2 separate regions of the Homo sapiens genome follow, and region 2 is linked to region 1. The links are chromatin loops, found by intact Hi-C in ENCODE. Cell type or tissue: MCF 10A. All regions are shown on one strand. Each heading gives the region's core, and the rest is flanking DNA. Links, peaks and the distances in the headings are about the cores only.

Region 1 (15,179 bases), core at 3,972-11,971:
TGAAAACACATGGTAAATTAAATTGAGTGATTTGAAGAGAGTTTAACAGGTTATTCACAAAGGCGTGGGCGAAGAGTATGGAAACCATTTGGGATGGTGCAGTAATGGGACAAAAAGGAGGAAGTAATGACCTCTAAAGGGAGGTAGACAGGCTGTGTGAATGAGCCATCTGAAAAGAGCTGTGACCTTCTGTGCAAGAATGAGCCCTTAGAGGGGAGCTGAAACAATGAATGCTCAACCTCACTCTCCTCCCTTGTCTGATCTCTGGTTACTGCCTGCTCTTGGCCAAACCTGGTGGAAGCCAGAGGACAGGGAAGCCTGTTGTAGTCCAAACAGATCAGCCTCCCAGGGCATGGAGCACAGCAGAGAAGGGGAGAGGATGGATTTGGTGTGAAAAATGGAAGAATTCCAACCTGACATAATGTAACAGAAAATATTTAAAACATACTGTAACAGAAAATATTCCAATTCCCTGATGCTTCCATTACTGCATAACATTTTTTTCCTTTTTTTTTTTTTTGTGAAAGGGAATGAGCTGGAAATCAGATGTTTGGGACATAAATCTACCTACATTCATATGATACAGTATTATTTATTTTTATTCTGCACCTATATAAATATTAATTATTTACATTTTTCTTGCTAGTGTCCATCTGAAATTGGCTGATACCACATCATCATCATTCCTATTTTACCCACAGAGAATGTGATTCATTATGATTTTTGAATGTGCCCTCATTCTCCTGTGGCCTGCTGCAGATTTGACCCAATTATTTCAACCATCTTCACGTTTGATTCTCATCACTATGGGTTGAATGAACTCTGTGGCCATCGACACTGATTATGAAGGGGCTTGCAGGGATAAGGTTGGCTGTGCCACAGAATAATAATCTGGCACAGAAGCATTCTCAAGACTCTGTTTAGATAAAAATCAGTGGAAAAGAAGATGCTGACCTGTTGAAATTCTTTTCCATTTGAATTTTCAGCTACACTTTCACCAGCATTAAAAAAAAAAAAAAAAGTAAAACAACAGGCCAGGTGTCCTGAAATAGGCCCCCTTTGTCTTTGGAAAGAGCAAATGGGTGACAATATCCAGATCTGAAGGTTACAGCAACACGAAGCTGACCAGTCTGGTTTTGCTCAGGGAACCCAGAGCCGTGCCTTGTGTATTTTCTGAAAGAGGCGAAGGAAGGCAGAGCGAAAACAAAGTTTGAAACCGAAGACTAGTATACTTTTATGCAAAAAAATATAATACCAAAATGAAGCCTGGTGGCCCAGTTTTCTTTCGAGTTATAGGTAATTCCTAATATTTCTAGTAATGAGCCATTATTGTATTGTATTGCATTGCATTGTATTGTATTGTATATTATTGTATATTGCATTAGCCATACCATTGTTGTCTTTATCCATGACCTGAAAGAATTTCAGCTTTAAGAGGAGACTGTAGTTTCTTAATTAGATTAGTTTAAGTGTGGGAGATTATATGTGTGCGTGTGCATATGAATATACAGTCACAAACTCTTAGATCTAGCAGGGTTTTGTTTTTTCCCCAAAGATGGTTTATGACACTAGACACTTTCTTGTTGTGAAAGCTTATTGATATTAACTCATATTTCTGTTTATAATATTTATATTATTTGTTTTTATAAACATATCTTACATATTACATGTATAATATGAAAGATCATATTTATTTTGGAAACCACATAATCTAGTTTATTGCTGATTTAATAAACAAATTTCTTTAGCCTTACCTGGCAGCTCTTTTTTCAGGAAAAGGTTAGAAATCTTACAACTTATCTCTTAGTTGCTATTTTAATCACTGTTTTCTTTTCTTTTTTTTTCTTGAGATGGAGTCTCACTCTGTTGCCAGGCTGGAGTGCAGTGGTGCAATCTCAGCTCACTACAACCTCCACCTCCAGATTCAAGCGATTCTTCTGCCTCAGCCTCCTAAGTAGCTGGGATTACGGACACCCACCACCATGCCCGGCTAATTTTTTTTTTTTTTTTGTATTTTCAGTAGAGACAGGTTTTCACCACGTTGGCCAAGCTGGTCTCGAACTCCTGACCTCAGCTGATCCACCTGCCTTGGCCTCCCAAAGTGCTGGGATATAGGCGTGAGCCACCGCTTTTTTCTTTTTCTTTTGCTCAATAGGAATCCAGTACTACTTTTCAAGCTTTTCCACTTTTATATCCCTAATGGCGGAGAAGATTGAACGCCTGTTTCCCAGGGGTCTGAGTATTGCAGGGAGATTCCACAAAAGGCAAATTTATCTCAAATCTTATATTTTATTTGAATAATTTATTGGAACTTTGTGATTTATGTACATATGTATACCCATGCACTTATATATAACATATATGAATATATGTTTGTTTTAATTTTTTTTTTTTGAGGCAGAGTCTTGCTCTGTCGCCCAGGCTGAAGTGCAGTGGCACAATCTCGGCTCACTACAAGCTCTGCCTCCCGGGTCCATGCCATTCTCCTGCCTCAGCTTCCTGAGTAGCTGGGACTACAGGCACCCGCCCCCACACCCGGCTAATTTTTTGTATTTTTAGTAGAGATGGGATTTCACCGTGTTAGCCAGGATGGTCTCGATCTCCTGACCTTGTGATCTGCCCGCCTTGGCCTCCCAAAGTGCTGGGATTACAGGCATGAGCCACCGCACCCGGCCTGTTTTAATTTGTTTAGAGTTTTAATTTACTTACCAATAAATCTGGTAAAACTATGTCTGTTTTTGTCTTGGTGCTCTGGATATTCCCTAAGACACTGCTACTCCTTTTATGCACCAAGTTTGAGAGGCCCTGGGCATGCAGGTGGCCTGAATGTCTTTCAGCCATCCAACAAAATATTTACCGAGCACCCACTATTGCTCAGCACTGTACTGAGCACTTAAGTTACTGTGGGGAACTAGACGTCCTTTTTCCTGGCTCTGCACATCTGCCTATGTCTGCCCCTTGTTTAGAATGCCCAGACGGACATGGTAGCTCGTGCCTGTAATCCCAGCACTTTAGGAGACTGAGGCAGGAGGATCTCTTGAGCCTGAGATTGAGACCAGCTTGGGCAACATAGTGAGACCCTGTCTCTAAAAAAAAATTAGGCAGGCGTGGTGGTGCATGCCTGTGGTCCTGATTACTCAGGAGGCTAAGGTGGGAGGATTGCTTGAGCCCAGGAGTTCAAGGCTGCAGTGAGCTATATTGCATCACTGCACTCCAGCCTAGGTGAAAGAGCGAGACCCTGTCTTAGAAACAAAAAAAAGCCTTTGGAAATAAGCCTGGGCAACACAGGGAGACCCCCCATCTTTACAAAAAATGAAAATATATATTAGTTGGGTGTGGTGGCACGCACCTATAGTCCTAGCTACTCGGGAGGCTGAGGTGGGGGGATTGCTTGGGCCTAGGAAGTTGAGGCTGCAGTGACCCATGATAGCACCCACTGCACTTCAGCCTGGGTGACACAGAGAGACCTTGTCTTAAAAAAAAAGTGCCCAACCCCTTTCCCCTCACCTATCCAACTTCCATCTGTGAGTCTATCCTCCCATCTCACCTTACTCTGGACTACATTTCTGAGAAGACTTAAGTTATCTCATTCCTGGATGAGCACAGTGGCCCTCCCTCAACAAGGCAACAAGATGGCTGAGCAGGGAGGGGTATAAGTTTCAAGGCCTCTAGCTGAACCCAGTGCTGATATGCAAATTAATATCTGAGAAAGGACATTTTTTTTTTCTTGTACTAACTAGGCTGGATTTCCCAAATTGTTTGAGTGGTCCCTGCCCCTCTTAATGCTTCTGTAAGAATGCAAGGTGTCAGGGGACCTGTGTCCTTTTCCTGGAGCACAACCATGGTGTGTCCTGTTATATTCTTTCCAACAGTTGGATGGCAAGAATCCTGAGTACGCATGCATCATGTTCCCCTTGTACCATTTCTTTGAGCCTACACTGTGTGATACAAAGTCCTCTTGCTACACAACAAGGACTATTTGGACAAAGACATTATTTAAATGTTTTGTGAGTATTTGCAGACAGTGACCAGAATTTTGCTTCATTTAGGGATCTAGCAGAGTTCTCAGCAGGTAAGAGACACTCAACAAGTGACAGGTGGATGCAAGAGTAGAGTACACTGCACATTTGAATTGAAATATTCTGCCAGTGGAATCGTATTATCTCCCATAACTCTCATGCCTCTTATCCAGGTTATACACCATTGTCCCTTTACTCTTACATGCATTAAGCATGATGCCCAACTGAAGAACTATTGAGTGAATGAGCAAATTATTGAATGACTGAAGGAATACATGTTAGATAAAATCCAGGCTTCGATTCCTACCTCCTCCTGATAAATTTTCTGACTGTTGCAGTCTCCAGAGATTACTTCCTATTCTGTATGATTCACTGAGTGTATTCATTCATTCATAGGCTACCATAAATGGTTGATTATACAGTCTATGTCTGTGTTCTATCCACTCAACCAGATTTTTTTTTTGAGATGGAGTCTTGCTCTATCACCCAGGCTGGAGTGCGGTGGTGCGATGTCAGCTCATTGCAACCTCTACCTCCCACGTTCAGATGATCCTCCCACCTCAGCCTCCCGAGTAGCTGGGGATTATAGGCATCTGCCACCACACCCGGCTAATTTTTGTAATTTTTAAGTAGAGACAGGGTTTCACCATGTTGGCCAGGCTGGTCTTGAAAGTCTGACCTCAGGTAAACCACCTACCTTAGCCTCCCAAAGTGCTGGGATTACAGGCGTGAGCCACCACACCCAGCCCACTCAGCCAGATTTTAAAAGGCTGAGACTATGTCTTACACACTTACATCTATTCATTATGCCTGGCACGGTGTCTTGTGATAGCATGCTCAATATGTATTAGTTGTTGATAATGAAATTCTGTGAGGACAATAATGAACTTCCAAGCTGTTGTTCCATTTTGCTTTGACCTTTCTGGTAGAAGTTCTTGAATCTGAAGTAGTGTCAATAGCAATTTACATGATTATAGCACATAGGAATTTTAGCTTTGATTATGCTAAACTAAATGTACTCCAGAGTGAACACATTTTGTTCTATGAGAAAGAAATTGAAAGTATCTTTTTATCATATTTACTGCAGTGGATGATCAAGGGTGCAAGGCAGTGTGTAATAAGGAAAAAAGCACTGTGCCAGGAGGCAGAGTTATTTCCAGGTGTATAGATTGGTGGTAATTTTGTGTCTCTGTCACCTGTGAAATGAGAAAGGACACAGTAGAGTATAGCTTGGGAAGTTTGTCAATATGCAACATTGGGGGAAAGCCCACGGCATAATGACAAACAGAGTGACTGGAGCCCCTTGGAACACTGGAAGTCAACGAGCCCTCTTTGGAGCCAGGCCAATCTTACTATAGCTAGTTTTGGGACTTAAGTAAGATATAATCTCTTTGTGTCTCAATTTCCTTATCTGTAAAATGGGAACAATAATGGTAACAACCTCAAAGTCTTGAGATAAGCACTCAGTGAGATAATGTATGCAAAACTCTTAGCATAGAATCTGTTATATTGTAAGTACTAATAAATAGATCTTTCCTCCTGCAGTGGATGCCTATGGAGCTGCTTTGCTCCACATTTACTTTCTTCTGAAAACTGTTCTCCCCTTCCCTATCCACATGGCACAGCAGGAGCAGCCGTGATACCATGTGACCCAGTCCTCTGGCCAATGAGTCCCTTCTCAGAATTTATTGGACTGGGCATGAAGAGACAGAGCTGAGAGTCTCTCTTCCCTTGACATGTCTGAAGAAGCTGCAGGGAATCATGCTTAGGGGTTGTCAGCAGTTAGATTTCCTGCCGTGGAACAGGCCGGTCTAAAGGGAGGCAGGTAAACAAGCAGGTAACTTGAGAGCAGCAAGAGAGGCAAGATACCCAGAGAGCTTAATGGCATCTGAACTCCTGTTTCCAGCTAATTTGAGATCCAATCTCATTCCTGTCCTCAGTTCTGTGAGGAGCCCCAGGACTCTAATAACAAATTCATCTTTTGCTTAGTCATTGTGCTGGATTACACCATGGTAGGTGGGTTAAGCTGGGAATTACATTCCATGCATGGTTCTGGGTTAGAGTTGGCCATAGAGGAAGATGCACGAGATTTGGAAGGTGGAAAAGAAGCAACGACCATTATTCTTGGAAGGTCTCATGGTCAGATAGATAGACACAGAGGTGTCTGGGTCCACACTTGTTCTTCCTCTCCTCCACACTGTCCAGCTCGGCTTCCTGATTGCCAGCCCAACTCACCAAAAGCAGACCTACTCCCTCCTCCCCCTTACCCAGATGCTTGGCTGCAAACCCATAGAGGTGGTAGCTACACAGAGGGAACATCTTCCCGTAGACCTCTCTGAGAGCTCCCGCTTTGCAATCTCACTAAAGTGGCTGGGTATATCTGGTGTCGCAGATTTCCCTGAAAGCTCCAGTTTACCTACTCATGCCAGTGCTTTCAGAGGATTCATTTATGACTCTTTCTTAAATTCTCTGACTTTCACTTTCTCAGCTGCTCTCACATTTGTGTGAGATCTAAATTCCTATAATAAATCTTTTATTCCCATAATAATCTAGTGGCTTTGCTTCTCTGATTTAACCCTAACTGCTATAGCTAGTTTGTGTTTCTTTCACAAGCCGAAATGATAGCAATCTTAGATATTTTGCAATCTTAGATATTTTGCATTCTTAAACAAAAGGACACAAAATAAAGGGAAACATCAAGGCAACACTTTGAGAAAATATATAATAATAATAGTGATAATAATCTTTTTGAGACAGGGCTTGCTATGTTTCCCAGGCTGGCCTTGAACTTCTGGGCTCATGAGATCCTCCCACCTCAGCCTCCAAAGTAGTTGGGACTACGGGTGCATGCCACTGCACTTGACTTTATACAATGTTTTTAAAGGAAACAAATTTTAGATTTTCTTGCAACATTTTTTTTTTTGAGATAGAGTCTCGCTCTGTCTCCCAGGCTGGAGTGCAGTGGTGTGATCTCGGCTCACTGCAACCTCTGCCTCCCGGGTTCAAGCAATTCTCTGCCTCAAACTCCCAAGTAGCTGGGATTACCGGTGCCCGCCACCATGCCCGGCTAATTTTTTTGTATTTTTAGTAGAGACGGGGTTTCACCATCTTGGCCAGGCTGGTCTTGAACTCCTGACCTCGTGATCCACCCACCTTGGCCTCCCAAAGTGCTGGGATTACAGACATGAGCCACCGTGCCCGGTCAACATTCTTTGTATATATAAAGGACAGATTGATGATAACTCATAGTGATTTTATTAAAATTGCCTAATATGTCCTGAAATTCTTGAACCAAATTGAGAAAGATAGATGTGACTTGTGCCTTTCCCAGGCAGGTAGAAAATGACACTTTAAGGAAGGTACATTATGAGAACATCAAGCCTTGGGGTAAGGTGGATGCACTTTGAACATGGATTAGTGACAATGTCCTCAACTTTACCACTATAGATTGAGCCAGAGAAGCAGAATCACCAGGAAATGTGTGCATGTGCATGCACGCTCACGCGCACACACACACTCACACCATTTTTTATTTTGTTTTATTTTATTTTAACAGTTATTTAACCTGATGTGTTTGGAATAGCTGGTTCAATAGTCTCTTTAAAGGCTTTTGTATTTGTGTTTGAGGATGGAGCTCCAAGTCCAATCTTCCTAAGGCTTGATACCTTCCTCCGCAGTATACCAGGAAAGTTCTTCAGACCAAGGTGTACTAACTTCCTTAAACACAGTTGGAAGAGCTGCTTCTCTTGACAAAGAAGGCTCAACCAAATTTAGAGGTTCAGGTCCCCAACTTCACTGGAATCTGCCAATTTGTCTCCATTCCAATTTTCTAAGGGCCTACTCATTTTGGGCGTGTGAAAATATCCCTTCCGAGGTGAGGGACAAGTTGTTGCATCTGTCCTCTATAAGTTTTCTATTGCTAAGTCACAAATTACCAGAAACTTAATGGATTAAAGTAACCCATATTTATTATCTAACAGTTTCTGTAGGTCAGATGTTGGGGCACGGCATGGCTGGCTTCTCTGCCAGGTATTTACTCGGATGCAATAAAGATATTAGCTGGGACTGTGATTGTCATCTGGGCTTGGCCATTTGTGGCTTTGCTTTTTTGGAAGGTGTTTTGGAGATCTTCCTTTGTTATTGGCCTCACATAGGAGGGTGTGCAACTAGAGCAACCTTTTACAAGTTCCTCAAGGTAACTGCAAACAAACTAGGCATGGAAGGCAGAGAGAGGGGAGGAGTAACATACTTGGGGTGGTCAAGGAAGGAAGAACTTCAGGAATGTGATTTTTAAGATTGAGCTGTGGGCACAAGCAGAACACATTTTGATAACAAGCTAGTAAAGCTAGCTACATTAAACATTTTTTTTTGGTAGCAAGTGATCCAAATTTAATTTTATTTCCTTAAAGAAAAAAAATTTGTTGACGTAGTTGGAAAGTTCAGAAGCTCAGCCAAGTTCAGATGTGGCTGGGTCTAGGGGTTCATAGTGTGGCTGGGTACACGTGTTGTCTCAGATTTCCCTGACACCGACAACAAATTGGGGATTGTCAGCAGTTAGGTTTCCTACAGTGGAACAGACTGGTCTACAGAGAGGCAGGCCTGAGAGAGTTTCTCTTCTCCAGTTTTAGCCAGGCCCTTTCCTAGTCTGCATCTCATTCTGTAATCTTTCAGTGTTAATTTTGAGCTCCTACCTCCTAATATGGACTTTAATTGTTGCAGAAAGAAGTGCTTCCTGTTACTTCTCTAGAATAATTTCATGGATAGTGATTGGCTTGGCTCCAGCCACATACCTCTTTCTGAATCACTGTGCTATGCACATGGCATGGGGTAAACAAATTGGCCAGGTCTGGGCTATGTGCCCTTTTTTGTAGCTGGACAAGGGGTAGGAGGAGATTGATGGGGGCGGGGTAGAATGGGTCCAACTGCACCTGTGCTGCATGGAATGCAATCTCTACAAGAAATACAAATGGTGTTTCCAGGTGCAGGGGGAGGGGATGTTTAGCAGGCAGAAACAGCAGATATCTTCTACACTCAGTAACTATTGGCTTTAGTTCTATAAGGTCATGGAGAGGGCTGAGGAGAGTGGAGGAGAGATAGCTCCTCACCGAAAGGTTTGAGTTACTTTTGTCCACCAAGGGGGAACACATCCATAATTCCACATCATTCAGAAAAATCTTCCCAATGTATAATTTTTAGGGAAATGATGATATATTGAGTTATTTTAGTCATTTTCTTATGTACAACTTTCTAGTTTCTTGTTCATGTTTCCATTTTCCCCATTATCCAGGTACAGTAAAGGAGCTTTCTTTATTCTTTCTCCTCTCTGACCCATCAGTGACTCAGATTTGACAACTCTTGCTTTGTAATGTAGTTTACACCTTCCTGTTCATTATTCTGGGTTAGATCTTTATTACCATAGGCATAGCCTGTCAGGAGTCTACTAACTATTCTCTTTACTTCAAGCAATCCTGCCCTCTACTGCCGGATGAATCTGATAAAATCTTATTCTGATCATGTCAATTTTCTACTTTCACAGCCTGCATTTGCTCCACATATATATTCAGATGAACTCCATATTTTTTACCTGGTGTCTTAATCAATAATCTTATGTTTATAACAGAATAACTGAAACTGAATAATTTATAAAGAAAAAGAACGTATTTCTTACAGTTATAGAAGCTCAGAAGTTCAGGGTCAAGGGACTGCATATGGTGAGGGCCTTCTTGCTGATGAAGACTCTCTGCAGAGTCTCAAGGTGGTGCAGGGCATTACTTGGCAAGGGGCTGAATGTGCTAGCTCAGGTCTTTCTCTTCTTATAAAGTCAGGAGTCCACTCCTGTGATAACCCATTACTCCATTCACCCCTTAATCCATGAACGGATTAATTCCTTGATAAGGATGGAGCCCTCATGATCTAATCACCTCCCTAAGGCCCCACCTCTCAATCCTGCCACAATGGATTAAATTTCAATATGAGTTTTGGAGGGGACACATATTCAAACCATAGCTCTTGGCATCCCCAGGCCTCTATAATATGGCCTGGTTCCTGCTATCCTGTCCTCAGGCCATCTTTCTGTTTACAGTCACAGTAAACATGCCCAGTGCTGCTTCTGCACGGTGCCTACTCATCCTTCTCACTCACAACTCTCTCCTTTCCCTGAGTCTCCCATTTGAATCTAACTCATTCACTCCGGCTCAGCCTAAGTCCAGCCACCCATGAGATTTCTCTAATATTCCCAGTTGACCCTTATCTCTCTTCTGAACTCCATAGGGATTCTTCTCTGAGCTGCCTGTCACACATTTCCCTTACTCTCTTGTGTCATGAGTTATTTTTTCATGTATAAGTGTTGTGTATTCTCAACTCACTTTTAAGTACTTCAAGAGAGGCGTGTCCTAAAGCCTGTTGTATTATTGTCTGTGGGTCTCAGGGAGGTGGTGTGTTGCAGGAGGATGGCACTCCTTTTTTTTTTTTTTTTTGAGACGGAGTCTCGCTCTGTCGCCCAGGCTGCAGTGCAGTGGCGCAATCTCGGCTCACTGCAAGCTCCCCCTCCCGGGTTCACGCCATTCTCCTGCCTCAGCCTCCCAAGTAGCTGGGACTACAGGCGCTCGCCACCACGCCCGGCTGATATTTTGTATTTTTAGTAGAGACGGGGTTTCACTGTGTTAGCCAGGATGGTCTTGATATCCTGACCTTGTGATCCGCCCGCCTCGGCCTCCCAAAGTGCTGGGATTACAGGCGTGAGCCACTGCGCCCGGCCCTTTTCTTTTTCTTTTCTTTTTTTTTTTTTTTTTTGAGACAGAGACTCACTCTGTCACCCAGGCTGGAGTTCAGTGGCGTGATCACAGCTCACTGAAGCCTTGAACTCCTGGACTCAAGCAATCCTGCCTCCTAAATAGCTGGGACTATAGGCATGTCACCACACCCAGCTAATTTTTGTATTTTTTGTGTGGATGGGATTTTGCCATGTTGTCTAGGCTGGTCTCAAACTCCTGAGCTCAAGCGATCTGCCAGCTTTGGCCTCCCAAAGTGCTGAAACTTCAGGTGTGAGGCACTGCTCCCTAACCAAAGATGGCATTTCTATGACTGTGTGACTTTGGAAAACCCTCTGAGCATCAATTTCCCCGTTTGCAATTTGAGCATAATGATAGCTACTGGGCAGGGTGGTGGAAAGGGTTAGCCAAGATGCATGTAAACGGAGAGTCCCAGGGGCTGGTACATGATAGGAGCACAGTGCTTGGTAGCCAGAGGCAGTGCTGAGTAAGGGCTGAATGAGAAGGCTCATCACTATCCATCTTGGTGCCTTCAGCATCTGGCATGGTCCCTGAACCTCTCATCTGCAACTGAGGATTTAATTCAATAAGCATTTTGTTTTAGTTTGAGTTCCCTCAGAAGAGACCATGAGACAATAATGTAAATGTGAAAGTTTATTTGGGAGGTGACTCTAGGAATCATAGAAAGGGGAGTGGGGAGGTGAGGTAGGGGAGGAAAGGAAACCAACACAGGATACGTTAATGGGCAGGTTACCACTGAGGGCAGCTGGGCTCCAACCTACTGGGACCATCTGAAAGACTTTGTAGAACATGCTCAAAATCATCACCAGAGAGACAGGAAGTGAGTACCTTTACCACCAAACTCCATCCGCTGTGGATCGTCGGCTGCTCACAGAGGTGCTGACAGCCCTACTTTTCTGGACTCTTCCTCCCTATCGTTGAGTTCCTGCAGCAGAGGGAGCTCCTGGGCAGAGAAATTCAGGAAAGAATTGCCAAATTTAGCCAGCAAAAACACAGAATGCCCAGTTAAATTTGAAATCTAGGTTAACAACAAATACTCAAAAAAATGTGTGTGTGTCCCATATTATAGATATTTAAAAATCATTTTCATGGGATATACTTAGAGTAAAAAATTGTTTATCTGAAATTTAAATTTAACTGAACATTCTGTATCCTACCTGGCAGCCCTAATTCAGGGGCTTGCTTGGGGGATAAAGGTGGAGTAAACTGTCTTCTTTTATTGAGTACTTACTATGGGTCCAGAGTGAGATTTATCGTGGGAATGCAGAATTAATGAATAAGTCTCCAGACCCTGCCTTGCCCCTTGAAGTTGTAATTAGATTTGAAAGAAAGATGTGTGTAGAACTGCTTTGAAAATGATAAATGCTGCACAAATGACAAAGAAGTATTCACTTTTAAAATGTATTTTTAAAAACACTAGTAGTGTGTCTAGCATAGTAGCTGCTCAATGTTTGTCATGTCAAACTGAATTATTATTATGATTTTTTTATTCTTTTATTTCTATTATATTTCAATAGTTTTGAGGGAAAAGGTAGTGTTTGGTTGCATGGAAAAGTTCTTAAGTGGTGATTTCTGAGATTTTGGTGCATCTGTCACCTGAGCAATGTACACTGTACCCAATGTGTACTTTTTTATCCATTGGCCCTCTCCCAACCTTCCCCCTGAGTCTCCAAAGTCCATTATATCATTCTCATGCCTTTGCGTCCTCATAGCTTAGTTTTCCATTCCTGTTTGGTTTTCCATTCCTGAGTTACTTCATTTAGAATAATGGTCTCCAACTCCATCCAGGTTGCTGCGAATGCCATTATTTTTTTCCTTTTTGAGGCTGAGTAGTTATATATCCCACATTTTCCTTATCCACTTGTTGGCTGATGGACATTTAGGCTGGTTTCATATCTTTGCAATTGCGAACTGTGCTGCTAGAGACATGCGTGTGCAAGTGTCTTTTTCTTATATTGACTTCTTTTCCTCTGGGCAGATACCCAATAGGGGGATTGCTGGATCAACTGGTAGTTCTATTTTTAGTTCTTTAAGGAATCTCCACACTGTTTTCCATAGTGGTTGTACTAGTTTACATTCCCACCACTAGTGTAAAATGCACTCTTTTCACCACATCCACACCAACATCTGTTATTTTCTGATTTTTAAATTATGGCCATTCTTTCAGGAGTAAGGTGGTATTTCACTGTTGTTTTGATTTGCATTTCCCTGATAATTAGTGATATTGAACTTTTTTTTCATATGTTTGTTGGCCATTTGTATATCTTCTTTTGAGAATTGTCTATTCATGTCCTTAGCCCACTTTTTGATGGGATTATTTGTTTGTTTGTTTTTTTTCCTTGCTGATTTGTTTGAGTTCCTTGTAGATTCTGGATATTAGTCCTTTGTCAGATGCATACAAACTGAATTATTATTATGGGCAAATAATACTATTATTTGTTGATTACTGTCATGAGACTCAGGCAAGGTTGTTTTAACATCTCCCTAGGTCCTAGATCCATGCTTATTTTTGGAGTCTTGCTTCATATTATTCATATTAAAGTGAATATTCATATTATTCATAATATTCATATTAAAGTGAATATCTCACACTAATCAAGGGAAACATATATATATTGCTTAAGCATTTTTTTGACAGAATTTAAGAATTTTAAAATTTTTTAGTTTTTGAAAAGATTTAGCTGTGACTTATTTAAGATTAGCTTTGATTTCTTAATTCAGGAGGGTAAGAAGGTCCATGAACTTGGATGAAAAAAATCTGTTTTCATTAACTTCAAACTGAAATTTGTAATTTTATTTATTAAAGAATATAGGCCATACATCACATTAATATTAACAATATCTCTCTCACCAATAGAAACAATAGATATATTCATGTCACATTACAGGGATTACGAATATCCCAAAACATCATTTATACTAATTGCTACTTTGAATATATAGTTGTGACATTGTTATTAAATCTTGTTATTAAATGCATTAATAAATAAGCACATATTTACAAATTAGTATTTTAAAGTTTTTTTTTTTTTTTGAGATGACTCTTGCTCTGTTACCCAGGCTGGAGTGCAGTGGTGCAATCTCAGCTCACCACAACATCCGCCTCCTGGGCTCAAGAGATTCTCCTGCCTCAGCCTCCCAAGTAGCTGGGATCACAGGCGTGTGCCACCACACCCAGCTAATTTTGTGTGTGTGTGTGTGTGTGTGTGTGTTTAGTAGAGATGGGTTTTCACCATGTTGGCCAGGCTGGTCTCAAATTCCTGACCTCAGTGATCCATCCACCTCAGCCTCCCAGAGTGCTGGGATTACAGTCGTGAGCTACTGCGCCCGGCCGAGTTTTTAAAAGTTTTTTGAAAATTTTATTTTAAAATAGTTGGCTTTCTTTGTGGGGCATTTTAAAAAAGTTCCAGGAGCTTCACTTAGGCTTCCAAAGGGATCTATGGCACAAAAGTGGAAAAGATCCCCTGCTAGGGCCTCGTGGGTAAAACAGCCTGGGGCTCAGGCTATGGGTCACTCTCGCCTGGTATTTTTTCTTTGTTCTTTTGTAGAAAATAGTGGGGACTTAGCAGGCTCAGGAGAGTGCAACTGCAGGCAGAAACAAGAGAAAGTTCAAAATATGTCTAAACTTTACTGGAAGATTTACTGGTTATCAAGTCAGAAGACTTTGGATCCAGTCCAGGCTTACCTTTAATATTCTCACAGTAGATGCATTTGCTCATTGAATCAGCCAATCTTTAAAAAGGGCCTATCACCAGCCTGACCCTATGCCTAGGCATTGGAGCAGGCAGGCCCAGGGTTGAGTCCATTCTGTCACTCACCAGAGGAGTGACCTTGAACAAGTTATTTCATATCCTGAAGCCTCAGTTTTCTAATCTGTAGAATGGAGATACTGATTCTGAATTTAACAGGGTGGTTGAGAGGATTAGATAAGATGGGTGTAAAGTACAATAAACACAGAGAAGATTACAGTTACTATGAATCACCATTTTGTCTATAAACTCTTGCATCAATGTGCTGCTAGTTGTCAAAGAAAAGCATATAAAACAGTCTTCTCTTGTATCACTGATTAAATATTTTTTTCTGTTAATGTTTTTGAAGCATTGTTTAGAGAACTGTAAAAGTAGTTAAAAAGAGGAAATATGACTGAAAATTCATATTCCTGAAAATATATGAATGTTAAAAATTGTATCAGGTGATATAATGACTCATCAATAACCTTACTAGATTATTTATTCTTAAAAGATATATTTGGTCAGGCGCAGTGGCTCACGCCTGTAATCCTAGGTCTTTGGGAGGCCGAGGTGGGCGGATCTCTTTGAGTTCAGAAGTTGGAGACCAGCCTGGGCAACATGGTGAAACCCTATCTCTA
Region 2 (15,179 bases), core at 4,396-12,395, 110 kb before region 1:
TCTCTCCTGGATTACTGAAATAGACTCCCTGCTTTTATCTTTTCTTCTATCTTTGCTCCCTGCAGTCTATTTGAAGCATAGCAGCCAGAATGATTCTTCTAAAATGAAAATCAGATCATGTCATTCCTCTGCTTAAAAACCTTCAATACAGCCCCCCATACATAACACAACAACTTTTTAAAAAAGTTATATAGGCCAGGTGCGGTGCCTCACGTCTGTAATCCCAGCACTTTGGGAGGCCGAGGCAGGTGGATCACCTGAGGTCAGGAGTTTGAGACCAGCCTGGCCAACATAATGAAACCCGGTCTCTACTAAATATACAAAAATTAGCTGGGTGTGGTGGCATGCGCCTGTAATCTCAGCTACTCGGGAGGCTGAGGCAGGAGAATCTCTTGAACCCAGGAGGTGGAGGTTGCAGTGAGCCAAAATCCTGCCACTGCACTACAGACTGGGCGACAGAGCGAGACTCTTGTCTCCAAATAAATAATAAAAATAAAAAGTTGGCCAGGCACAGTGGGTCATGCTTACAATCCCAGCACTTTGGGAGGCCGAAGCGGGTGGATCACCTGAGGTCAGAAGTTCAAGACCAGCCTGGTCAACATGGTGAAACCCCGTCTCTACTAAAAATACAAAAATTAGCTGGGGGTGGTGGTGTGTGCCTGTAATCCTAGCTACTTGGGAGGCTGGGGCAGAAGAATCGCTTGAACCAGGGAGGTGAAAGTTGCAGTGAACCGAGATCTCACCATTGCACTCCAGCCTGGGCAACAAAAGTGAGACTCCGTCTCAAAATAAATAAATAAATAAAATAAAATAAAATAAAAGTTATATAAACTGGCCGCACATGGTGGCTCACTCCTCTAATCCCAGCACTTTGGGAGGCTGAGGTGGGCAGATCACTTGAGGTCAGGGGTTTGAGACCAGCCTGGCCAACATGGTGAAACTTCGTCTCTATTAAAAATACAAAAATTAGCCGTGTGTGGTGGCACATACTTGTAATCCCAGCTACTCAGGAGGCTGACGCAGGAGAATCGCTTGAACCCGGGAGGCAGAGGTTGTGGTGAGCCAAGATCGTATCACTGCACTCCAACCTGGGCAACAGGGCGAGACTCTGTCTCTAAATAAATAAATAAATAAATAAATAAATAAAAGGTTATATAAACTTACATTTGTGTACATACACATTAATTTTTCAAAACAGAGCAAAAATATGCACCAGATTATTTCCAATGATTATCTCATGGTGGTAACATTTGCCATTTGACTCAGTAACATTACTTCAAGAAACTTATCTATAGAATATAATCAGGCTGTACCCAAAGATTTAAGTTCAAGGATGTGAATCACAACAATATTTACACTAGGCAAAAATTTAAAATAGCCTAAGTGTCCAACAACAGGAAACTAATAAATTATGTTATAACTAGGAGAGATGATGAATAATCTTACAGTGTTGAACATGGTTTTTAAAAAATCAATCACATGTTGTTGGTGAAAAAAATTATAAAATAGAAAGTAAGGCTATGAGATCGACTTTGCAAATTAAAAAATATCTACAATGAAAGGAAAAGATTTGAAAGATATGCACCAAAATATTAACAACAGTCATTGCATAGGAATGACACACAGGTGGCCATGATCCAGGGCTGAGTAGCTGTGGAAGAGCCACTACTTGCTATTAGCCAACCTCCTTGGAATTCACAAACTCAGAACAAATGTGGAGATTTTAATCAACACTTCTTGCAATGCTCTGCAGTGTCAGCTTAAGCAACCGTCTCTTTTAAAGGCTGCAAATGCACTCATAGAGTATATCAAATGAATATAAAGATGTTTTAACTCTGAATTTGGTATAATAAAAATCATTCTTTTGTTTTGTTTTGGTTTTTGAGACTGAGTCTCACTCTGTTGCCCAGGCTGGAGTGCAATGGTGCGATCTCGGCTCACTGCAACTTCTGCCTCCTGGGTTCAAGCGATTCTTCTGCCTCAGCCTCCCGAGTAGCTGGGACTACAGGCATGCGCCACCATGCCTGGCTAATTTTTGTATTTTTAGTAGAGACGGGGTTTTGCCATGTTGGCCAGGCTGGTCTCAAATTCCTGACCTCAGGTGCTCTGCCTGCCTCAGCCTCCCAAAGTGCTGAGATTTACAGACGTGAGCCACCGTGACCAGCCACAGAAATTACTCTTATACAGCATACTTGGGAACTAGGGGGAAAAAAAATCCCCTAATGCTTTTAGGAATTTAGGCCCTCTAAATCTTTGCCAGATTAGGATAGGTTGAGCTATTTTTTTGCAATGACTGAAAAGAGTTTCCCAAGAGCTTCCTATCCGTTTTAATTTGTTTGAAAAAGCAGTTAAAAGTACAAGAAATATGTTACTTGTCCTGTTCAGTGCCTAATATCCAGTTTTTAACTCACAGTTTTCTTGGACTTTAAATATTGAGCTTAACTTAGTCCTTAGAATTTTGTTTTATGTGTCTCTCGTTACTTGCTGAATGAAGTGATCAAAAGAAGAGAAGAAATTCTAAATTCATAACTGTCTTTCTATCAGTCTATCAGGCCATCAGGCCTCAGCCATCTTTACCCAGACAACAAAAATAATATGATTAAGGAGTCTAAGAAGTCTTCTCTCTTTATTCTTTTTTTTTTCCTTCTAACTTTTATTTTAGGTTTGGGGGTACATGTGCAGGTTTGTTATGTGGGTAAATTGTGTGTTGCTGGGGTTCGATGTACAAAGATTTCATCACCCAGGTAGTGAGCACAGTACCCGGTAGGTAGTTTTCTGCTCCTCACCCTCCTTTCACCCTCCGCGCTCAAGTAAACCCCGTGTCTATTGTTCCCATCTCTGTGTCCATGTGTACTCAATGTTTAGCTCCCTCTTATAAGTGAGATCATGCTGTATTTGGTTTTCTGTTTCCACGTTAATTCGCTTGGGATAATGGCCTCCAGCTGATTCCATGTTGCTGCAATCTATTCTTTACATAACTAAAGCATAGATCCCACTTGAGCTATTTATTTATTTTCACTGAAAAGTAAAACAAACACAAAAGCAGAATACAAAGCTCATAAGCAATAGAATGAAATACAAGGCTATCAGAAGTGACCTAAAAGCAGCTGGGCGCAGTGGCTCACGCCTGTAATCCCAGCACTTTGGGAAGCCGAGGCGAGCGGATCACCTGAGGTCAGAAGTTTCAGACTAGCCTGGCCAACGTGGTGAAACCCCATCTTTACTAAAAATACAAAAAAATTAGCCGGGCATGGTGGTGCATGCCTGTAGTCCCAGCTACTCAGGAGGCTAAAGCAGGAGAATCGCTTGAACCCAGGAGGGAGAGGTTGCAATGAGCCGAGATCGCGCCACCGCACTCCAGCCTGGGTGACAGAGCAAGACTCTGTCTCAAAAAAAAAAAAAAAAGTGACCTAAAAGCCAAGCTTCTAGTCTTTTTTCCCCAAATTTCAGGTAATGAAATGCAACCATAAAAGGTATCAAGTATACAATAAAACAGATTGACCAGCACATTCCTTTATCACTTAGTTTTGTCATAAGGCATGGAGGCTGCCCCTTAAAATCCACGTTTAATAATGAGAATATAAAATTTTACAAGACTTTTGTTGCAAAACTAGAACTGTATTAGAACACAGCCACTTTGCTCTTTTGTAACATAAAACAGAATTTACCAATCAACGGTCCCCATGAAAGATGGAAAGATCTGATTATGTGCTTATGAAAGCTTAAGACTTTTTTTTTTTTTTTTTTTTTGAGACGGCGTTTCACTCTTGTTGCCCAGGCTGAAGTGCGATGGCACGATCTCAGCTCACCACAACCTCTGCCTCCCGGTTCAAGTGATTCTCCTGCCTCAGCCTCCTGAGTAGCTGGGATTACAGGCATGCGCCACCATGCCTGGCTAATTTTGTATTTTTAGTAGAGACGGGGGTTTCTCCATATTGGTCAGGCTGGTCTCGAACTCCCGACCTCAGGTGATCCACCTGCCTCCACCTCCCAAAGTGCTGGGATTACAGGCATGAGCCACCACGCCCGGCCAAAAGCTTAAGACTTTTGTTGTTTTTTGGGGTTTTGTTTTCTTGGATTTTTGGGTTTTTTTCCAGACTATTTTGGCATTCTTTGAAAAGAAGTTAAAATTCTTTTCAGAAGAATTTTCAGTAGAGACAGAAAAGTAGAAATTGCTAACATAAAATACGAGTTTCTCATCAGTATCAAAGCAACATTAACTGTAGGCTTACTTGGTGTGTGTGAAATAAGAGGAATGTCTGTTTTGGTCACCTCCAAAGAGATGTATATCGTGTATGTTTATTGAATTTAAAATCTGAATGTAATGACAGATTAAAAAAAAAACAAACCTCTAAAGAGTATAACAAAGAGACAATCATCCTCTCCTGGAGCTGTATTCAAATCTAAAGTGGAATTTTCTGAATTTATACTGTGGTTTGCAATTTAGAAATTGAGAATTCCTAAGAAATTTAGGAATTTCTTAGGAAGAAAACTACCCTGAAGTCTAAGCTGTTGCTGTTTTATTTGTGATAGTTAATTTTAAAACTATACTTAGCACAAATATGGAGTAGATATTTCATTGCTTTAAAAATGGACATGCTTTTCTAATTCAATAAGTGTAAAAAATAAAAATAAAATTGGACAGACTGCAATCTGTCTAACTACATAGGGGCTGAAAATTGCCATTATCAATAGATTAGATGATCAATGGATTAGATAATGGCAATTTTCGGCCCCTATATAGTTAGGGGCTACTTCAGTGGTATTTGCAATCACACAGAAGTAAAAGGAGCACTTGTTTTCAATACATAGTCATCAAAACTACACAAATAATTAATCCTGAACAAACTAAACTGCTGATATTTGACATTAGGTACTCCCTGCGAATTTAAAGGGCTTAAATAAAGAGGGGATAGGCCAGGTGTAGTGGCTCACATCTGTAATCCCAGCACTTTGGGACACCTGAGTTCGGGAGTTTGAGACCAGCCTAACATGGACAAACCCCATCTCTACTGAAAATACAAAAGTAGTTGGGTGTGGTGGTGTGCACCTGTAATCCCAGCTACTCAGGAGGCTGAGGCAGGAGAATCACTTGAACCCAGGAGGCAGAGGTTGCGGTGAGCCGAGATCATGCCATTGCACTCTAGCCTGGGCAACAAGAGCGAAACTCTGTCTCAAAAAAATGGTCATAATAAAAATAAAAAAAAAAAAGATGGTATAAATACTCACTGGTATATTGAGGATAAATTTCATGGACTCTTTATGTCCTTAGTACTGCTCTTGGTTGCTAAGCCTCTGCTATGGTTTGAATATTTGCCCCCTCCAAAACTCATGTTGAAACGTAATCCACAATGTGGCAGTATTGAGAGGGCCTTTAACAGGTGACAGTCTCTTAAGAACTCTTCCCCTCATGAAATGATTAGTCCATTCATGAATTCACAAATTCATGGCTTAATCGATTAATGGATTTTCATGCAAGTGGGACCAGTGGCTTTAAGAGAAGAGGAAGAGAAACCTGAGCTGGCTCAGCTCCTTCACCGTATGATGGCTCTTTTAAAAAAAAAAGATAAATTAGGCCAGGCGCAGTGGCTCACGCCTGTAATCCCAGCACTTTGGGAGGCCGAGGTGGGTGGATCACAAGGTCAGGAGATCGAGACCATCCTGGCTAACAAGGTGAAACCCCGTCTCTACTAAAAATACAAAAAATTAGCCGGGCGTGGTGGCAGGCGCCTGTAGTCCCAGCTACTAGGGAGGCTGAGGCAGGAGAATGGCATGAACGCAGGAGGAGGAGCTTGCAGTGAGCTGAGATCGTGCCACAGCACTCCAGCCTGGGCGACAGAGCGAGACTCCTCAAAAAAAAAAAAAAAAAAAAAAGATAAATTATAAAAAGGCTTTATTTAAAAAAAAAAGATATTCATTTTCAGGTATTCTGTTAAGCATAGAAAATGGACTAAGTCAGTTCCTTTCCCACAGAAACTTAACCTTCTATGAGAACTTTGCAATTTACATATTTAAATTAAGTTGGTCCAAGGTTTCGCCCATCTTTCTTTTCCTTCTTTTTTCCTGGGGATTTATGTTGTATAGACCTCAGAGGCATCTGACTCAGGATGTGCTGGCATGGGCCATTCCCGCTAGCCTTTGGCGGTCAGCCCCTTTCCCTGCAGCTCTGTGTCTGCTAGCCTCACTCCCACCACAAGGCCCTGCCCACTTTTACCCACTTCTGTATTGCTTTGGTGGGGAGGCTTCTGAAACTGTGGGATGTTCAGTGTCCTGGAGAGTGGGGAGGAGTATCTGTTTGAGACACCTTCCTCCGTGTGTGGTGAGCGGGGGCCTCTCAGTGAGGCCTGCTGGAAGCAAGGCGAAGACCCTCTCTGCTCTAAAGTCTTCACTATCCCCCTGGGGAATTTCCTGCCTTCTTAGCTGATTGAGGAAAGTGGGAAGGGGGTACAGTTCTTTCCTGGGCACCTACCAGCATCTACATTCTAGTCACATTGTTAGAAAGGGGTCCCAATCCAGACCCCAAGAGAGGGCTCTTGGATCTCACGCAAGAAAGAATTCGAGAGAAATCCATAAAGTGAAAGCAAGTTTATTAGGAAAGTAAAGGAATAAAGAATGGCTGCTCCATAGGCAGAGCAGCCCCGTGGGCCGCTGCTTGGGCTGTTCTTATGGTTATTCTCTCTCTCTCTCTCTCTCTCTCTTTCTCTTTCTCTCTCTCTCTCTCTCTCTCCCTCTTTCTTTCTCTCTCTCTCTTTCTCTCTTTCGAGTCTCACTCTGTTGCCCAAGCTGGAATGCAGTGGTGCAATGCAGTGAGCTCACCACAGCCTCTGCCTCCAGGGTTCAAATGCTTCTCGAGCCTCAACCTCCCAAATAGCTGGAATTACAGGCACGCGCCACCAGGCCCCATTAATTTTTGCATTTTTAGCAGAGACGGAGGTTTCGCCATATTGGACAGGCAAATCTCAAACTCCTGACCTCAAGTGATCCGCCTGCCTCGGCCTCCCAAAGTGCTGGGATTACAGGCGTGAGCCACTGTTCCCAGCCTTATTTCTTGGTCACATGCTAAACAAGGGGTGGATTATTTATAAATTTTCCGGGAAAGGGGTGGGCAATTCCCAGAATTGAGGGTTCCTCCCCTTTTTAAATCATATAGGGTAACTTCCTGACATTGCCATGGCATTTGTAAACTGTCATGGCACTGGTGGGAGTGTCTTTTAGCATGCTAATGCATTATAATTAGCATATAATGAACAGCGAGGATGACCAGAAGTCATTCTCGTCACTGTCTCGGTTTTGGTGGGTTTTGGTGGGTTTTCACCAGCTTCCTTACCACAACCTGTTTTATCAGCAAGGTCTTTGTGACCTGTACCTTGTGCTGACCTCCTTTCTCATCCTGTAACTTAGAATGCCTAACCTGTTGGGAATGCAGCCCAGTAGCTCTCAGCCTCATTTTACCCAGCCCCTATTCAAGATGGAGGCACTCTGGTTCAAATGCCTCTGACAACATGCCCTCAGATTCTCTTTCAGCAAGTTGAACTTTTATTTTCTTTTGGTAAACAACTTCATACCTCCTGATGATTTGGTTTATGGTATAATCACTCCGCCCTGAGTCCTCCCAGCTCTAACTTATTTAGAACTTTGAAAACTTGTTTCCTCTCTTAAAACAAAACAAAACAAAACAAAACAAAACAAAAACCTGGCTCTTATAATAAAAAGCCTACTGTTTCACCTTTGATTTTAAAATTCCATTCAGAAACGCAGTTGTCATCTTCGTTCTTGGCTATGTCACCCTTATCCTGAAGCAACCAATTGCTTTGATTTAGTGGGTGAAGAGGGATGCCTGGTGGTTGGGAGAGAAACTGTAAAACCTGTGAAGAAGAGAAATAGTAATTATGATATCCGATTGTATCCCACTACATTAATCAGGAAGTGTGTTTATTAGCAAATATGTGATAAATGGCAATCAAGGGTGATACAGGCCCCCTAGTGGGCATTTGGAACTGTGCATGACATTTCTAGTCACAGTGACTTCGGGATTTAGTGGCATTTAGTAGGCATAGGGCAGGGATAGTAAATATACTGAAATGTGCAGAACAAGTCCATATACAATGTCAATAGCTCCCTGATAAAAATACGAAAAACATTCTTCTCTGCTGGGGCTTTTCCAGTCTCTGGCCCCATCCATGTTACTATAGGACACAGCCCCAGGGCCCTCTGCTTAGGCATCAGGTCCTACTTGCTTACTTCTGAGACCTGACTCTTCCTCTCCACAATTCCCTGGGACTAGCCTGACTCCCCCACACCGCCCCGCCCCATAACATCTTTGTGTCTGTCCAGCCTGAGTTGTTTGGGAGAAAAGCAAGGTGTCTCACCAGGAGGTATGTTTAGGTGTTCTGTCCTTTAACTTCAGGTTCCTCTTGTATCCTAAATCCATGAAGTGGCTTAAGGATTTTGACTCTGAACTTGCTTAGCCAGTTTCCTATAGAAATGCACAGAAATGGCCGGGTGCGGTGGCTCAACCCTCTAATCCCGGCACTTTGGGAGGCCGAGGCGGGCGGATCACAAGGTCAGGAGATCGAGACCATCCTGGCTAACACGGTGAAACCCCGTCTGTACTAAAAATACAAAAAATTAGCCGGGCGTGGTGGCAGGTGCCTGTAGTCCCAGCTGCCTGGGAGGCTGAGGCAGGAGAATGACGTGAACCCGGGAGGCGGAGCTTGCAGTGAGCTGAGATCACGCCGCTGCAGTCCGGCCTGGGCGAAAGAGCGAGACTCTGTCTCAAAAAAAAAAAAAAAAAAGAAATGCACAGAAATTATTCTCCTGGTTCCCACTGTCATTCCGATCATTGCTATGTGCAAGAGAAAAATGTGAAAGATCTTAAATTTCAGGCTGGGCGCAGTGTCTCATACTTATAATCCTGGCACTTTGGGAGGCCAAGGTGGGCAGATCACCTGAGGTTGGGAGTTTGAGACCAGCATGGCCAACATAGTGAAACCCCATCTCTACTAAAAATACAAAAATTAGCCAGGCGTGGTGGCACGTGCCTGTAGTCCCAGCTACTCGGGAGGCTGTGGCAAGGGAATCACTTGAACCTGGGAGGCGGAGGTTGCAGTGGGCTGAGATCATGCTATTGCCTGGACATTCATGAAAAGAGATCAAAATATGAACACTAACAGGAGTTTGAAAGAAGTTCATTTCAGTCCTCATAGATGACTTTGGGGGGATGGGTTCAAGACTTCATTAAAGGAAGTCACTGTAGATGTGGTGGAAATGGCAAAATTGGAAGTGGAGCCTGAAGACGTGACTGAATTGCTGCAATCTCATGACAGAACGTGAACAGATGCTTCTTATAGATGAGCAAAGAAAGTGGTTTCTTGAGATGGAATCTACTCCTGGTGAAGATATTGTGAACATTGTCAAAATGACAACAAACCATTTAGAATATTTATGAAATATTATCTAAATATTCTAACTTGGTTACTAAAGGAGCAGCAGAGTTTGAGAGGATTGACTCCAAGTTTTAAAGTTCTACTGTGAGTAAAATGCTATGAAACAGCATCATGTGCTACAGAGAAATCTTTCTCGAAAGGAAGAGTCAATTAATATAGCAAATTTTATTGTTGTCTTATTTAGAAATTGCCACAGCCACCCCAACTTTCAGCAACATCTACCATGATCGATCAGTCAGCAGCAATCAACATTGAGGCAAGAGCCTCCATGAGCAGAAACTGCGACTTGCTGAAGGCTCAGGTGATGGTTTGCCTTTTTTTTTTTTAGCAATAAAGCATTTTTTAATTAAGGCATGCACGTTTTTTTAAAGACATAATGCTATTGCATACCTAATAGACTACAGGGTAGTGTAAACATAACTTTTTTTTTTTTTTTTTGATACAGAGTCTTGCTCTGTCACCCAGGCTGGAGTGCAATTGTGATCTTGGCTCACTGCAACCTCCGCCTCCCAGGTTCAAGCAATTCTCCTGCCTCAGCCTCCCAAGTAGCTGGGATTACAGGCATGCACCATCACGCCCGGCTAATTTTTGTATTTTTATTAGAGATGGGGTTTCACTATGTTGGCCAGGCTTGTCTCAAACTCCTGACCTCAGGTGATCTGCCCACCTTGGCCTTCCAAAGTGCTGGAATTACAGGCATGAGCCACTGCACCTGGCCAGAAATTTAAGATCTTTCACATTTTTCCCCCTGGCTGGTCTTGAACTCCTAGGCTCAAGTGATCCTCCCATCACAGCCTCCCAAAGCGCTGGGATTACAGGGGTAAGCCACCACACCTGGCCTAAAAATGATATTTTAAAACAATAATGACCAGCCTGGGCAACATAGGGAGACCTCATCTCTACAAATAATAAAATTAAAATTAAAATTAAAATTAAGATGTCTTTTTTTATTATTGAGGTATGATGAAACCAACAGAGCAGGAGATGATTTGCAATATAGTGTCAACCTAAAATAGTCAAAAAGCTTAGGATCTAGTTAAAAGAGTTTATTTAAAAGCCAAGTGTGAGGGCAGCCATCTGGGTAGCAGAGCTACACCAAAGAATGGTGATTGGCACTTGTAATCCCAGCTACTCAGGAGGCTGAGGCAGGAGAATCACTTGACCCTGGGAGGCAGGGGTTGTAGTGAGCCGAGATCACGCCACTGCACTCCAGCCTGGGTGACAGAGCACTACTCTGTCACACACACACACACACACACACACACACACACACACACACACAAAATGGTGATTAGTTGCTGGGTGCCGTGGCTCACACCTGTAATCCCAGCACTTTGGGACGCCAAGGCAGGTGAATCACCTGAGATCAGGAGTTTGAGACCAGTCCGGCCGACATGGAGAAACCCCGTCTGTACTAAAAATACAAAAATTAGCTGAGTGTGGTGGTGGGCCCCTGTAATCCCAGTTGCTTGGGAGTCTGAGGCAGGAGAATTGCTTCAACCCAGGAACCTGGGAGATGGAGGTTGCCATAACCCGAGATTGCACCACTGCACTCCAGCCTCGGGGGGGAAAATAAAAGAATGGTGATTAGTGACCTGATGTGGAGAAAAATGAGAAATGAGGATGGTTTATATAGGCAAAATAGAGGTGTTGAACAAAATAACATTTTCTATATGAAGACTAACATATAGATATGAGATTTGATGGGCTACTATTGATTACACTCTAACAGGGTTGTTTAACATTTTATTGTAACAGTCATAGGGTCTCTATTTTTACAGCATTTAGTCTAGGTTTGAATTAAGAATAGGGATTCTGGTTAATGTATAACATCTCAACACAAAGTTTAGAAAGCAATGGTCATGCACCACAGAAGAAAAACAGTCGTGTTATGTGAGTCAGCTTTTAGGGTTTAACTTTTCTCTTTATCAAAATAAATTTGGAAGTCCTACACTTTTATTTATTTATTATTTAGTATTTATTTATTTTACAGTAGGTTCATTGATGGTAACAAATGCATTACTCTGGTATGGGATGTTGATATTAAAAGAGGCTGCATGTTGCTGGGTCAGGGTCATGTGAAAATTTTCTGTACTTTCCATTCAATTTCGTTGTGAACCTAAAATTGGTCTAAAGAATAAAGTCTTCTTAAAAATTGCCAATTCCAAGGTCATGATGATTTGCACCTATGTTTTCTTCTATAAGTTTTGTAGTTTTTGTTATTATATTTAGATTGTTGATCCACTTTGAAGTTTTGTATATTTTTAAGGCAAGTTTTCAACTTCAGAATTATTTTAGATATGGATACCCACTTGTTTCAACAGCATTTGTGAAAAAGACAATTCTTTCCCCACCAGATGGTTTTGGTACCCTTGACAAGAATCAAGTGATCAGGCTGGGCGCAGTGGCTCACGCCTGTAATCCCAGCACTTTGGGAGGCTGAGGCGGGTGGATCACGAGGTCAGGAGATCGAGACCATCCTGGCTAACATGGTGAAACCCCGTCTCTACTAAAATACAAAAAATTAGCTGGGCGTGGTGGCGGACACCTGTAGTCCCAGCTACTTGGGAGGCTGAGGCAGGAGAATGGCGTGAACCCGGTAGGCGGAGCTTGCAGTGAGCTGCGATCGTGCCACTGCACTCCAGCCTGGGCCACAGAGTGGGACTCCGTCTCAAAAAAAAAAAAAAAAAAAATCAAGCGATCGCTGGCTGGGCATGGTGACTTATACCTATAATCCAAGCACTTTGGGAGGCTGAGGTGGGAGGATCACTTGAGCCCAGGAATTTGAGACCAGCCTGCACAACACGACAAAACCCTGTCTCTATAAAAAATAACAAAATTAGCCGGGTGTGGTGGCATGCACCTGTAGTCCCAGCAACTTGGGGAGCTGAGGTGGGAGGATTGCTTGAGCCTGGGAGGTCAAAGCTGCAGTGAGCCGTGATTGTGCCTCTGCACTCCAGCCTGGGTGACAAAGCAAGACCCTGTCTCAAAACAAAAACAAAAACAAAAACAAAAATCAACTGATCATAAAAGCATGGGTTCATTTATGAACTCACAGTTTTATTCCGTTGATCTAGCCTTGTGTTAGTATCACACTCTCTTGATGGCTATAGCTTTGTAGTAAGCTTTCAAAATGAAGAAGAGTGAGGACTCCAACTGTGTTCTTTCTCAAGTTTTTTTGGCTATTCTGTGTCCTTTCCAATTCCATATAAATTTTAGGATCAACTTTTCTATTTCTTAACAAGACAATTGGCATTTTTGTTGTTGTTGTTTGAGGCAGTCTCACTCTGTCACCCAGGCTGTAGTGCAGCCTCCGCAGTGAGGTACAGTGAGGTACCTGAACCCTCCTGGGTTCAAGTGATTCTCGTGTCTCAGCCTCCCGATTAGCTGGGATTACAGGTGCCCGCCACCATGCCTGGCTAATTTTTGTATTTTTTACTAGAGACGGGGATTCGCTATGTTAGTCAGGCTGGTCTCAAACTCCTGACCTCAGGTGATCCACCTGCCTCGACCTCCCAAAGAGCTGGGATTACAGGTGTGAGCCACCGTGTCTGGTCGACAGTTGGAATTTTGACAGCGATTGCACTGAATTTATAGAACACTTTGGAGTATCACCATCTTAACAATAGTAAGTCTTATAATCTGTGAACAGTAGATGCCTTTCCATATATTTAGATCTTTAATTTCTTTCAGCAATATTTTTTAGTGTTTAGTGTACAACCCTACTATGTTGAATTTATTCCCAAGTATTTTATTCTTTTAATGCTTTCATAAGTGGGATTGTTTTATTATTTCATTTTCAGATTGTTCATTATTAATGCATAGAAATGCAACTGATTTCTAAATATTGTATTCTGCAATGTTCTTGAACTTGTTTAGTAACTCTAAGAGTTTTTTTTGTAGATCCTTTAGAGTTTTCTCTATGTAAGATTATTTCACTTGCAAACAGTGATAATTTTATTTCTTCCTTTCAAATCTGTATACCTTTGATTTCTTTTTCTTGTTTAATTGCCCTAGCTAGAATCTTCAGCACAATGTTGAATAGAATGGTGACAGTTGACATCCTTGTCTTATTTCTGATTTTAGGAGGAATGCTTTTAATGTTTCACTATTACATATGTTATCTCTGGGCTTTTTATAGATGCTATTTAGCAGACTTAGAAAGCTTTCTTCTATTTCTAGTTTCTTATGTGCTATTGTCATAAAAAGGATTTAGATTCTGTCACTTTTTCTGGGTCTATTGATAGGATTGCATGGGTTTTCTCCCCCTTCATTCTATTTCTTTGATATGTTACATTGATTAAGTTTTATAAGTTAAATCAGCCTAGCATTCCTGGGATAAATCCCACTTGATTATCATGTATAATCCTTTTTATATGCTGCTGGATTTGGTTTGCTAGCTTTTCATTGAGAATATTTGCGTATATATGCATAAGATATATTATTCTCTAATTTTCTTTTCTTCAAATATTGTGTCTGGCTTTAGTATCAGGGTATTACTGGACTCATAGACTGAGTTCAGTGTTCCTTTCCCTTCTATTTTTTTGGAAGACTTTTAGAAAAACTTGTGTTAATATTAAATTTTTTTAAATTGACACATTGTAATTGTACATAAGGATTGCGTACGATTTGATAGTTCAATGCACGTATATATTATATAATTATTACATTAGGGTACTTAGCACATCCATCATCTCATGCATTGATCTTCTTTGTGCTTACTACATTTAAACACTCTCTTCTAGCTATTTTGTAATATGCAATACCCTATGGTTAACCATAGTTACCCTACTGTGCAATAAAATACCAGAAGTTATGAAATTATTCCTCCAATCTAATTGTAGCTTTGTACCTTTCGACCAAAGTCATCCCCTCCTCCTCTCTTCCTACCCTCCTCTCTTCCTACCCTCCTCTCTTCCTACCCTCCTCTCTTCCTGCCCATCTCCAGTTTCTGATAACCACTGCTCTACTCTCTCCTTTTTTTTTTTTGAAATGGAGTCTCACTCTGTCGTGCAGCTGGAGTGCAGTGGTGACCTTGGCTCACTGCAATCTTCGCCTCCCGGGTTCAAGTGATTCTCTTGCCTCAGCCTCCTGAGTAGCTGGGATTACAAGTGCCCGCCACCATGCCCAGCTAATTTTTGTATTTTTAGTAGAGATGGGGTTTCACCATGTTGGCCAGGCTGGTCTCCAACTCCTGACCTCAAGTGATCCACTCAACTTGGCCTCCCAAAATGCTGGGATTATAGGCATGAGCCACCGCGCCCAGCCTTCAACTGTGCAGATTCATCTTTTGGGGGGCGGGGTGAAACATGGGTTTGTGTGCCCCCATGTCTCGGTCATTCTGTCAGGCCTAGACTCCAGGAAGCTGGTGTAGTGGTGCTGTAGGCACCTGTGTTTTTGTGGTAGAATGATGACAGGGCCTCAGGGATAGAGAGAGGCAGTGGATATTGGCCTCCAGGGCAGGACACACTTTAGCAGTGGGTCCATATTCAAGATGGCACCATGCTGCAGCACTTTAGGTTGTGGGGATGTGGGTGCACAATATGGGCTCCTACTCTGGAGCAATGCAGCCATGTAAATTCCTGGCAACTCTCTAAACTGGATATGGAACCTGTGAAAACTGGGGGACCCTCCTGTAGAAGGACTACTGACATCTGTGGTGGTAATGAAGTCTCCAGCTTATCTTTTCCCCATAGAAAGACTTCCCTGGCTCTGAGCCAATCCTGTTGATGG

Evidence for each region. Hi-C counts contacts between places; a loop is a spot of excess contacts. Peaks named below come from ENCODE experiments on the same cell type or tissue, not always from the same donor. Only the 100,000 strongest peaks of a DNase experiment are listed, where the experiment ranks them.
Region 2: a loop joins it to region 1, with 9 times the contacts of the local background. A loop is called at or near these places in 2 of 110 quality-filtered maps.

The regions. Positions count from the first base shown.
Region 1 is chr4:147,590,839-147,606,017 of GRCh38, reverse strand. LINC02507 (long intergenic non-protein coding RNA 2507) reads right to left here. Exons shown (of 4, transcript NR_187416.1): 4 at 11,429-11,753. Among named protein-coding and RNA genes, the nearest start is that of TMEM184C-DT, 19 kb to the left of the region's middle. In MCF 10A, for the core only: no CTCF peak of the experiment used is centred there; a DNase peak (open chromatin) is centred at 8,827.
Region 2 is chr4:147,701,157-147,716,335 of GRCh38, reverse strand. No RefSeq gene overlaps it. Among named protein-coding and RNA genes, the nearest start is that of ARHGAP10, 23 kb to the left of the region's middle. In MCF 10A, for the core only: CTCF peaks have their summits at 7,785 and 7,984; a DNase peak (open chromatin) is centred at 7,985.